3 separate regions of the Homo sapiens genome follow, and all the other regions are linked to region 3. A link is a contact called in ENCODE Hi-C or POLR2A ChIA-PET data. All regions are on one chromosome and are shown on one strand. Each heading gives the region's core, a stretch centred on a gene start or an enhancer-like site at or near the end of the contact. The rest is flanking DNA. Distances are from core to core; before and after follow the strand shown. Region 1 holds the start of TAF5 (TATA-box binding protein associated factor 5). Region 2 holds the start of PCGF6 (polycomb group ring finger 6). Region 3 holds the start of INA (internexin neuronal intermediate filament protein alpha).

Evidence for each region. A loop is a pair of places that touch in the nucleus more often than their neighbours do. ChIA-PET counts read pairs that join two places held with the same protein, here RNA polymerase II (POLR2A). Pooled maps may share reads with other maps.
Region 1: a loop to region 3 is called in a pooled map, with 8 times the contacts of the local background. The contact joins the promoter of TAF5 here to the promoter of INA in region 3. A Hi-C loop is called at or near these places in 3 of 50 pooled maps. POLR2A ChIA-PET finds 5 or more read pairs at or near these places in 3 of 52 experiments (WTC11, activated CD4-positive, alpha-beta T cell and activated T-cell).
Region 2: a loop to region 3 is called in a pooled map, with 2.2 times the contacts of the local background. The contact joins the promoter of PCGF6 here to the promoter of INA in region 3. A Hi-C loop is called at or near these places in 3 of 50 pooled maps. POLR2A ChIA-PET finds 5 or more read pairs at or near these places in 7 of 52 experiments (H1, SK-N-SH, WTC11 and 2 more).

The regions. Positions count from the first base shown.
Region 1 is chr10:103,366,191-103,369,679 of GRCh38, reverse strand. It overlaps TAF5 (TATA-box binding protein associated factor 5), which reads right to left and starts at 1,704. Exons shown (of 11, transcript NM_006951.5): 1 at 1,132-1,704. The coding sequence starts at 1,690. RefSeq lists enhancers at 402-471, 1,602-1,841, 1,594-1,888 and a silencer at 932-1,471.
Region 2 is chr10:103,349,342-103,352,464 of GRCh38, reverse strand. PCGF6 (polycomb group ring finger 6) reads left to right here and starts at 1,325. Exons shown (of 10, transcript NM_001011663.2): 1 at 1,325-1,758. The coding sequence starts at 1,399. RefSeq lists a silencer at 1,197-1,426 and an enhancer at 1,592-2,097.
Region 3 is chr10:103,275,526-103,278,869 of GRCh38, reverse strand. It overlaps INA (internexin neuronal intermediate filament protein alpha), which reads right to left and starts at 1,732. Exons shown (of 3, transcript NM_032727.4): 1 at 594-1,732. The coding sequence starts at 1,658. RefSeq lists an enhancer at 713-1,317.

The DNA of each region.
Region 1 (3,489 bases), core at 455-2,954, 91 kb before region 3:
TATATTTTTAAAATTTCAGCCGGGTGCGGTGGCTCATGCCTGTAATCCCAGCACTTTGGGACGCAGAGGTGGGTGCATCACGAGGTCAGGAATTCAAGACCAGCCTGACCAATATGGCGAAACCCCATCTCTACTAAAAATATATTTTTAAAAATTAGCCGGGCGTGGTGGCGCGTGCCAGTAGTCCCACCTATTCGGGAGGCTGAGGCAGGAGAATCGCTTAAATCTGGGAGGCAGAGGTTGCAGTGAGCTAAGATCACGCCACTGTACTCCAGCCTGGGCGACAGAGCAAGACTCCGTCTCAAAAAAAGAAAAAAAGAAAAAGAAAAAAAATTCAACTTTTAGCTGAGATTCAGGGGGTACATGATGTGCAGGACTGTTACAAGGGTATATTGTATGGCGGCCGGGCGCGGTGTCTCACGCCTGTAATCCCAGCACTGTAGGAGGCCGAGGCAGGTGGATCATCTGAGGTCAGGATTTCGAGACCAGCCTGACCAACATGGTGAAAGCCCGCCTCTACTAAAAATACAAAAATTAGCCGGCCGTGGCAGTAGGAGCCTGTAGTCCCACCTACGCGGGAGGCTGAGGCAGGAGAATTGCTTGAACCCGGGAGGCGGAGGTTGCAGTGAGCCAAGATTGCGCCACTGCACTCCAACCTGGGCAACAGAGCAAGTTTCCGTCTCAAAAAAAAAAAAAATCTATAAAGTATTTATCAACACATCTTTTAAGAGGAACTAAAGAAATAAAGAGAAAATAAAGTACTTACAGTACTTAAAGTACGCTAGTACGAAACTGTACAAACACTGTTAGTGTCATGCGGACCTGCCCAAGGCTCAAAAGCCCAAATGAAAGGAAAGGGACCAAGAGCGTGAAGATCCCGCCTCTCCGCGCTCACCTTCCCCATACATCCCTCTGCTCAACAGCTCTCCTCAGCTTCTCACTGGAACTGACAGCTCGGAAGGGGGTTTGACTGCGCAGCCCGCGCACTAGAGAAAGGGGCGGGCATGTGGCCCTAGAGGCGGGCCCAGGAAATTCAAAACAAGCCCGCAGAGGTGCAGGCCTGCCAGCCCCTGCCTTACCGGCTTGCTCCCCTTCGCGGCGGCCGTACCTACCCGGGACCCCACGGCTCACCTTTACCCGGAGCCGCAGGACCTGAGGCTGAACCTGAGACGACCGTGGCCCCCGAAGCGCCAGTGCCCGGAGGGTCGGGGGCCGCAGGGCCAGGGGCCGAGGCGGTCACCCGGCTGAGAAGCGCGCTGGTCACCTCAGCGCCGGCGCTGTCCACCTCTCCCGGGGCTCCGGAGCCCGCCACTGCCTCCTCCAGCAGCCCGGCCTCACGGCGCAGCGCCTCTTCGGCCTCGCGGAGTTTGCTCTGCCGTAGGAACTGCAGCACGGCCAGTAGAGTCTGTCGGTCATGCGGAGCGCCGGCGTCCGGAGCAGCGGCGGGCACCGGGGCCGCCCCCGCCGGGGCAGCGGCGGAGACAGCCACCGTGGGCTTGGGGGTCCCGCCATCCCCGCCAGTGGACGACGACGCCGCAACGTTCCCGCCGCCGCCGTTGGGGCCGTTGTTGGTAGTGCCGCCGCTACCCTCGCCTGCGCCGTCCCCCGCCTGCGGAGGTAGCAGCGTTGGCGGTCCCTCAGGCTCTAGCTTGACCGCCACCTCCGTCTGCTCCTCCGCCAGCGCCGCCATCTTGCGGCTGAGCCACCTCGCGCCGTCAAGCGTGATTGCATTTTCGCCACATGGAGGGCGGGGAGGAGCATTTCACGACAACTCTAGTAGGCCATTTACGGCAGTAGGAGGAGCGAAAAGGAAGGAGAAACGGAATAGGAAAGAGAGCAACTTTCAAAACCGAGCGAAAGAAAGGCAGGAAGTGGGCATTGGTGACCACCTATTACATTTGCCTGAGAATAATTGCCATTTATTGCAGGCCAGCTATATTTAGGCATTATGATAGATGTTTTACATTATGTGATCTCCTTCAATTCAATAATCTTTTTCTTTTTTCTTTTTTTTTTTTTTGAGACGGAGTTTCGCTCTTGTCGCCCAGGCTGTTAAGCGATTCTCCTGCCTCAGCCTCCCCAGTAGCTAGGATTACAGGCATGCGCCACCACGCCCTGCTACAATTAAATAATCTTATGAGGTAATATTATCCCCACCTCGCAGATGGCTCAGTTGAAACCAAGAGAGGTTAAATAACTTACCAGAGGCAAGAAGAAAGTCCAAATGTCAACATTCGAATCCACGTATTTAACTCAAAAACATATACCATTTGCCAGAGGGAGGCTTCCGAGATACTGGTAGTTTTACATTTTGACCTGAATAGTGCTTACTTTTTTTTTTTTTTTGTCATTTTTACTTTTGTAAAAGTTAATCGAGCTGCATGCATTACATTACATTTATTTATTTATTTAACTTTTGAGACGGAGTGTCGCTCTGTCGCCCAGGCTGGAGTGCAGTGGCCCGATCTCAGCTCACTGCAATCTCTGCCTCCTGGGTTCAAGCGATTCTCCTGCCTGAGCCTCCCGAGTAGCTGGGATTACAGACGTGTGCCACCACGCCCGGCTAATTTTTGTATTTTCAGTAGAGACAGGGTTTCGCCATGTTGGCGAGGCTGGTCTCCAACTCCTGACCTCAGGTGATCCACCGGCCTCAGCCTCCCAAAGTGCTGGGATTACAGGCGTGAACCACTGCGCCTGGCCCGTATACATTACATTTCAATAAAAAGTTTTTAACGCCAGGTGCGGTGGCTCACGCCTGTAACCCCAGCACTTTGGGAGGCCGAGGCGGGCGGATCATGAGATCAGGAATTAGAGACCAGCCTGACCAACACGGCAAAACCCCGCCTCTACTAAAAATACAAAAAATTAGCCAGGCATGGTGGTGCGCCCCTGTAATCCCAGCTACTCGGGAGGCTGAGACAGAAGAAGAGCTTGAACCCGGGAGACGGAGGTTGCAGTGAGCCGAGATCCCGCCACTGCACTCCAGCCTGCGCGACAGTACGAGACTCCGTCTCAAAAAAAAAGTTTTTAAATACCAGAATGTTGTGGTTGTGAAATATGTACGTTATGTATTCATGCTATTATCCGTTATTACAAATAAACCATTTTAATTGTATATTTAAAAATCATGGCCACACGCAGTGGCACATACCTGTAGTCCCAGCACTTTGGGAGGCCGAGGCGGGTGGATCACCCGAGGTCAGGAGTTCGAGACCAGCCTAGCTAACATGATGAAACGCCATCTCTACTAAAAATATAAAAATTTAGCCAGGTGTGGTGGCGGGCACCTGTAATCCCAGCTACTCGGGAGGCTGAAACAGAGGAATCACCTGAACCCAGGAGGCGGAGGTTGCAGTGAGCCGAGATCGCACCATTGCACTTCAGCCTGGGCAGCAAGAACAAAACTCCGTCTCAGGAAAAAAAAAAAAAAAAAAAAAAATCATATATGCCATTTTGCAATGTGCTTCATAGGTTATAAAACCCTCCTGC
Region 2 (3,123 bases), core at 76-2,575, 74 kb before region 3:
CCAGGCATTATTTGATTAGGAGCATTTGACTTCCCGAATCTTTCTTGCAGGCATCGTGACATTAGCTGGCATTATCTTAGCAAGGATAATGGTTTTTTTGTTTTTTGTTTTGTTTTGTTTTGTTTTGTTTTGTTTTGAGATGGAGTCTCACTCTGTAGCCCAGGCTGGAGTGCAGTGGCACGATCTTAGCTCACTGCAAGCTCCGCCTCCTGGGCTCAAGTGATTCTTCTGCCTTAGCCTCCCAAGTAGCTGGGATTACAGGCACGCGCCACCATGCCCAGCTAATTTTTGTATTTTTAGTAGAGACGGGGTTTCACCATGTTGGCTAGGCTGGTCTTGAACTCCTGACCTCATGATCTGCGCGCCTCGGCCTCCCAAAGTGCTGGGATTACAGGTGTGAGCCACCGCGCCCGGACTAGCAAGAATAATGTTAAGCCAACTCCAAACCTCTCTTAATAAAATTGGGCAATGGGGTGGGTTGTACCTGGGTGGGTCTGAGTTTCTGCTACAGTAGGCCCTCAATAAATGTTTGTTGGGCCCGGCGCCCTGGCTCAGGCCTGTAACCCAACACTTTGGGAGGCTGAGGCGGGTGGATCACCTGAGATCAGAAGTTTGAGACTAGCCTGGTCAACATGGTGAAACCCTGTCTCTACTGAAAATACAAAAGTTAGCTGGGCGTGGTGGCAGGCGCCAGTAGTCCCAGCTGCTTGGGAGCCTGAGGCAGAATCGCTTGGACCCGGGAGGCGGAGGTTGCAAGTGAGCGCCACTGCACTCCTGCCTGAGCGACAAGAGCGAAACTGTCTCAAAAAAAAAAAAAAAAAGCTTTTCGAATTCAATATAATGGGCTTTATGGGATGGGGTGACATGGATGATCTTTGAGTAGTGATTAGATTTTCACCTTGTATCAATACACTATATAATTCCTTAAAATAAATAAACGTACATACTTCAGAACAGGAACTTTATACTTCCTAAGGGAAATAATCTTGGATGGAGGTGATTTGCCACAGAGGAAATGCATAATTGGTACTCAAGTGGAAATGATTATTATTTGTGATGCAACGTCACATGCTACCTAGTTCAGTGCTCTGTGAATTAGGTGATGCAAACAGAATATTGTTGCTTGGAACGGTAGCAATTTTGCTGTTTTTAAAAGGCGGCGAAGAGAGCGTCCCCTTCCAAGGAGAAAATCTGGTGAGATTCCTTTAAAGTGCGGCCCGCGCGCCCCGCAGCCTGCCCCGGAGCTGCAGGGTTTGCGCCCCGCGGAGGTGAGGGCCGCTAAACCACATTTCCCGGCGAGCCCCTCAGGCTGCCGCGCCTGCGCAGTGGTGGCGTCCGAGGCCGGCCGAACTCCCGCGCTCTCCCGCCGCCTCGCCTCGCCTGGTGTCTCTCCCGACCATGGAGGGGGTCGCGGTGGTGACGGCGGGCAGCGTAGGCGCTGCCAAAACCGAGGGAGCTGCAGCCTTGCCGCCTCCGCCTCCTGTCTCCCCGCCCGCCCTCACCCCTGCACCCGCAGCGGGTGAGGAGGGACCGGCGCCTCTGTCTGAGACGGGGGCTCCCGGCTGCTCCGGCTCCCGGCCCCCTGAGCTGGAGCCGGAGCGCAGCCTGGGCCGCTTCAGAGGCCGCTTCGAGGACGAGGACGAGGAGTTGGAAGAAGAAGAGGAGCTGGAGGAGGAAGAAGAGGAGGAGGAGGAGGACATGAGTCACTTCTCGTTGAGGCTGGAGGGAGGCCGGCAGGACTCGGAGGACGAGGAGGAGGTATTTAGAGCCCCCGCGCGACCCCGCTGGGCCCAAGCGGCGTCAGGGACGTAGCTGGCCCTCGTCTGCCGGGCGCCGGCCCGATCCTAGTGCGCCGCCGCCGCGCGGAGCACTGGAGCGGACCTCCCCCGACCTCTGCCCCGGCTGCCTAGGCGTGTGGCGCCGACAGGCCTCCGGCCCGGCCTGGGTCTTTACCCGCTTATTTTGTGAAGTTCTTGCAGGTCACTTAGGCTCTGCGAGTCCAACTCATTCGTTCTGTTAATAATTATAATTATTTTGAGACAGGGTCTCCCAGGCTGGAGTGCAGTGGCGCGACCATGGCTCACTGCAGCCTCCAACTCCTGGCCTCAGGCGATCCTCCCGCCTCAGCCTCCGGAGTAGCTGGGACTACAGGCACGCGCCACCACGCCGGGCTAATTAAACATTTTTTTTTTTTTTTGTAGCGAGGAGGGCTCCCTATGTTCCCAGGCTGTTCTCGAACTCCTGGGTTCAAGAGATTCTCCCTCTCTGGCCTTCCGAAAGATTACATGCGTGAGCCACGTTGCCTGTCCTGTATAATTATTGAAGCTACTGCTTACTAGGCAGTAAAGATCCTTTTGTTTTGTTTTGTTTTGTTTTGTTTTTGAGACGGAGTCTCGCTCTGTCGCCCAGGCTGGAGTGCAGTGGCGCGATCTCGGCTCACTGCAACCTCCGCCTCCCAGGTTCAAGCGATTCTCCAGCCTCAGCCTTTAGAGTAGCTGGGACTACAAGGCGCCCGCCACCACGCCCGGCTTATTTTTTGTATTTTTAGTAGAGACGGGGTTTCACCGTGTTAGCCAGGATGGTCTCGATCTCCTGACCTCGTGATCCGCCCGCCTCGGCCTCCCAAAGTGCTGGGATTACAGGCGTGAGCCACTGCGCCCAGCGTAAAGATCCTTTTGAAACAATAATTTGGCTGGGCGCGGTGTGGCTCACGCCTATAATCCCCGCACTTTGGGAGGCCGAGGCAGGCGAAACACGAGGTCAGGAGTTCAGCCTGACCAAAGCGGTGAAACCCCTTCTCTACTGAAAATACAAAAAGTAGCGGGGCGTGGTGGCACGCGCCTGTAATCTCAGCTACTCAGGAGGCTGAGGTAGGAGAATCACTTGAATCTGGGAGGCGGAGGTTGCAGTGAGCCGAGATCTTGCCGCTGCACTCCAGTCTGGGCGACAGAGGCAGACTCCCTCTCAAAAAAAAAAAAAAAAAAACGGAAAGAAAGAAACAATAATTTATATTGTGTTATTATTGTAACTTTCAGTAGTCTTTTAATGGGTTGGAGGTGTATGTTTCCATGTTGCAATGACATTTTGAGATTATGGTTTAAGGTTTTGAAGAAGGTGGACTGA
Region 3 (3,344 bases), core at 483-2,982:
TGGGGAGGTGGGTAGAGCAGGGTGGTTACTACTAGCTCAAGCATCGCTCAGCTTGTTGGCTCCCAATCTCTACTTTTTGGAGCGCGAAAGTCAAGAAAATGGGATAGGACTCTTCCCAGTTCAGGATCGCATTCTTCCTTCAGCCCTGAAGCAGACCATACTCCATAAATAACTTCTAGGGCGCACAGAAAGCTTTTCAAAGTCAACCAAACAAGCCAGATAGCCGAGACAGCACCGCCCACGTAACCTGCCCCGTTGGGCTCAGTCTTACTTTGGGTGGGGCACTGTTCTCCGGGTCGCCGGTGTGTGTAGGCCCGCTTGCTGACAGACAGGCAGAGTTGGGTTTTCGAACCTCAAATAAATTTAAGGGCTTCTTTGTTTGAAGGGCTGGGGCAGGGACATAAATGAGGGGCGTTCCCTAAAATTAACATTAAAGACTCCAGGGTTTTTTGTTAACCAGCGCCTCCAGCCGCGGCTCTTCTCTCCTCTCTTTTGCCCTCCCCTTAAGTCCTGGGGCCCAGTTTTACCAGAGGAAGAGGGTACGCGCGGAAGAGGGCAGGGCACCCCTCCCCACGCCCAGCCCCGGCCCTTACCTGGTAGCCAGCTACCTCGGCACTGTGCCGCTCCTCCAGCTCCAGGATCTGCCTCTCCAAGGACTCGTTGGCCCCGCGCAGGCCCTCGATCTCGATGGTGCGCGCCTGCAGCTGGCGCCGATACTCGTGGATCTCCTCGCGGCTGGCCCGGATGGCCTCGGTGCTGCGCGCCGCCTGCTCGTTCAGGTTGGCAAACTTGGACTTGTACCATTCTTCCGCGGACTGCAGGTTCTTAGCGGCCAGGGACTCATACTGGGCGCGGATCTCCCTCAGAGCCGAGGTCAGGTCTGGTTTAGCCACAGTCACGTCCACCTCGGCCGCGGCCTGCGACGACGCCTGCAGCGTGGCCAGCAGCTCGGCTACCTCCTCGTCGTGCACCTGGCGTACGAAGGCCAGCTCGTCCAGCAGCGACTCCACCTTCTTCTCCAGGTCCAGGCGGGCCAGCGTGGCGCCGTCCACGTCGCGCTGCTGCGCCTTCAGGGCGCGCTCGGCGCCTTCGCGTCCGCGGCTCTCCTCCTCGCAGCGCGCCCGCAGCCGCTGCACCTCCTCCGCCAGCCCGTCGCGCTCCAGCAGGGCCTGCGAGCGAGCCGAGCTGGCCTCCTCCAGCTGCGCGCGCAGGTCGCGCAGCTCGCGCTGGAAGAGCTCGCCGACGCGCGACGGCTCAGCGTGGCGCTGTCGCAGCGCGGCCAGCTCGGCCTCCAACGCGCGGTTCTGCGTCTCCAGCTGATGCACCTTCTCGATGAACACGGCGAAGCGGTCGTTGAGGCCCTGCAGCTGCTCCTTCTCGTTGGTGCGGATGATCTTGTACTCGTTGGTGCGCGCCGCCGCCTGGCTCAGGTCCAGCCCGTCGGACGCCGGCGGCCGGCGATAGGCCAGGCCGAGGCCGAGCGACGAGGCCGAGGAGCAGGCGGCCGAGGAGGCCACATTGCTGCGGGACAGCGACTGCGAGCGGAAGCCGCCCGCGCCGCCGGCCCCAGAGAGGCGGGCGGACAGGCGAGAGCCATCCCCGAACACCTTGCGGTAGGAGGAGGAGGAGCACAGGTAGTGCTCCGAGCCGAAGCTCATGGTGCCGGGATCGGGGCCGGACGTGCGGCTTCAACGCGAGCTACAGAAGAAAGGAGAGGTGCGGCAGGCAGGGCGCGGCGGGGCGGTGCGCCCGGCTTTTAAGGCGCCGGGGCTGGGGCGGCGCGCTGGGGGCGGAGCTCCTGCTCAGAGTCTGGCCGGGAGAGGGAAGGGGGGCATCCAGGAGTGGGGGCGGGGAGGCGCAGTGACTACCGCAGCTGCGCGCGCGACGACCTGGGGCGCCGGGACAGGGCCATCTGCATCGGAGTCGCCCCTTTCCGCAGCGCTTCTCCCCAAGAATCGACTGCTTCGGAAGTGACTCGAGCGGAGGGGTGCCTAAACGACTGAGGTTTCCCATCCGGAAACCACACAGCTCTGTCGCATCCCTTGACCCTATCCCCTCTTCTTTAACCGACTGGGAGGTTAGGGGTTTCTGGGAGGTGTCCCCTACACCCACCCTCATCCTGAGGTGAGGCGCACAGAAAGCCTTCCCGAGGGCGAGGTCGTGTTTTTCCAGTTACAGTGAGGACCTGCAGAGCGAGCCCTTGTCCCCTTCCTCAGGGTCCCCAAGGAGAAAGGTGGGAGATGCTACGTCAGAAAGCATCTCTCCAGCTGCCCCTCTGCAGCTCCTGGGGAGGCTCCGGGCGGAAAGATGTTCAGCAAGTGCCTCTCCCAGAAGAGAGGGGAGATCAGTAAAGAAAGTGACCCCGAGCTGCGGAGAGTGGGGAGAAGCGGCGGTACAGAGGGGAAAAGAGGCCAGACTTGGAGAAGCAGGAGGCGCTGGGAATTGCTGGGGCTCATCGTTAGGGCACTAAAGCATGGCACAGGCCAGGACCACAAGCTGCTGGAAAGGGGGCTGCAGACTTTTGTGTTTAGAGCATTATATTTTAAAATATTTCGAAAGGAGCATTTTTAAACCAGGAGATTTCACCTGTAAAGAAATTGGATTTCTGGCTTCTTCTGAAAATGGGAAGAGCTGGGATGCCCACAGTGGCAGAGGTGAGTTGCCCTTGCCATTTGTATAAGAAGTGTGCTCTCCTGTTCACTACAGTCCCTGCCATTCTCCACTGAATTACGCCCCCCTTCTTAATTCATTTACTTTACCTCTCTGACCCTGTGGGCATTTGAGATTTCAGTTTGTGTAAATCCAGCAGGGCAGGTTCTCAACTGGCTTCAGAGAGCCACTCCCTGTGCAGATCTCTTTTTGGAGAAAAGAGATCCCTGCAAAAAGATTAAACTCCAGGAGTGGGGGAGAGTGCTGGTGACTGAGCCGGCCTCTTCTGCCACATGGTAGGGTTGGTGGGGCAGGGGGTGAGAATCAAAGAATGGAATCTGAAAAGATGAAGGCTGGGAGGGGTCAGTGTGGCGTCTGTAATATGTACCCACTTGCAAGCTTCTAATATCATTCAGGATGTGGATATGGCTTTGGAGAGGGAGTAGGAAGACCTTTTTAGTTATATCCCAGAATTCCAGACTGAGGGCCTTTTATTGATATTGGAATCTTCAAGGACGTAGTTCTAGGATAAGTTTTACTTCATGGGGAAAGGGGAATATGCTTGGGACAGGCCACTAAAGGAAGGGTGAAAAGGGATCTTATGGGACTTTGGAGCATATCTCTTGGCTTTGTGCTTGATGTCATGGAAGATGGTCAGGCCCTGCCACAGCCTGCCCCTCTGGTTCCTCATCACA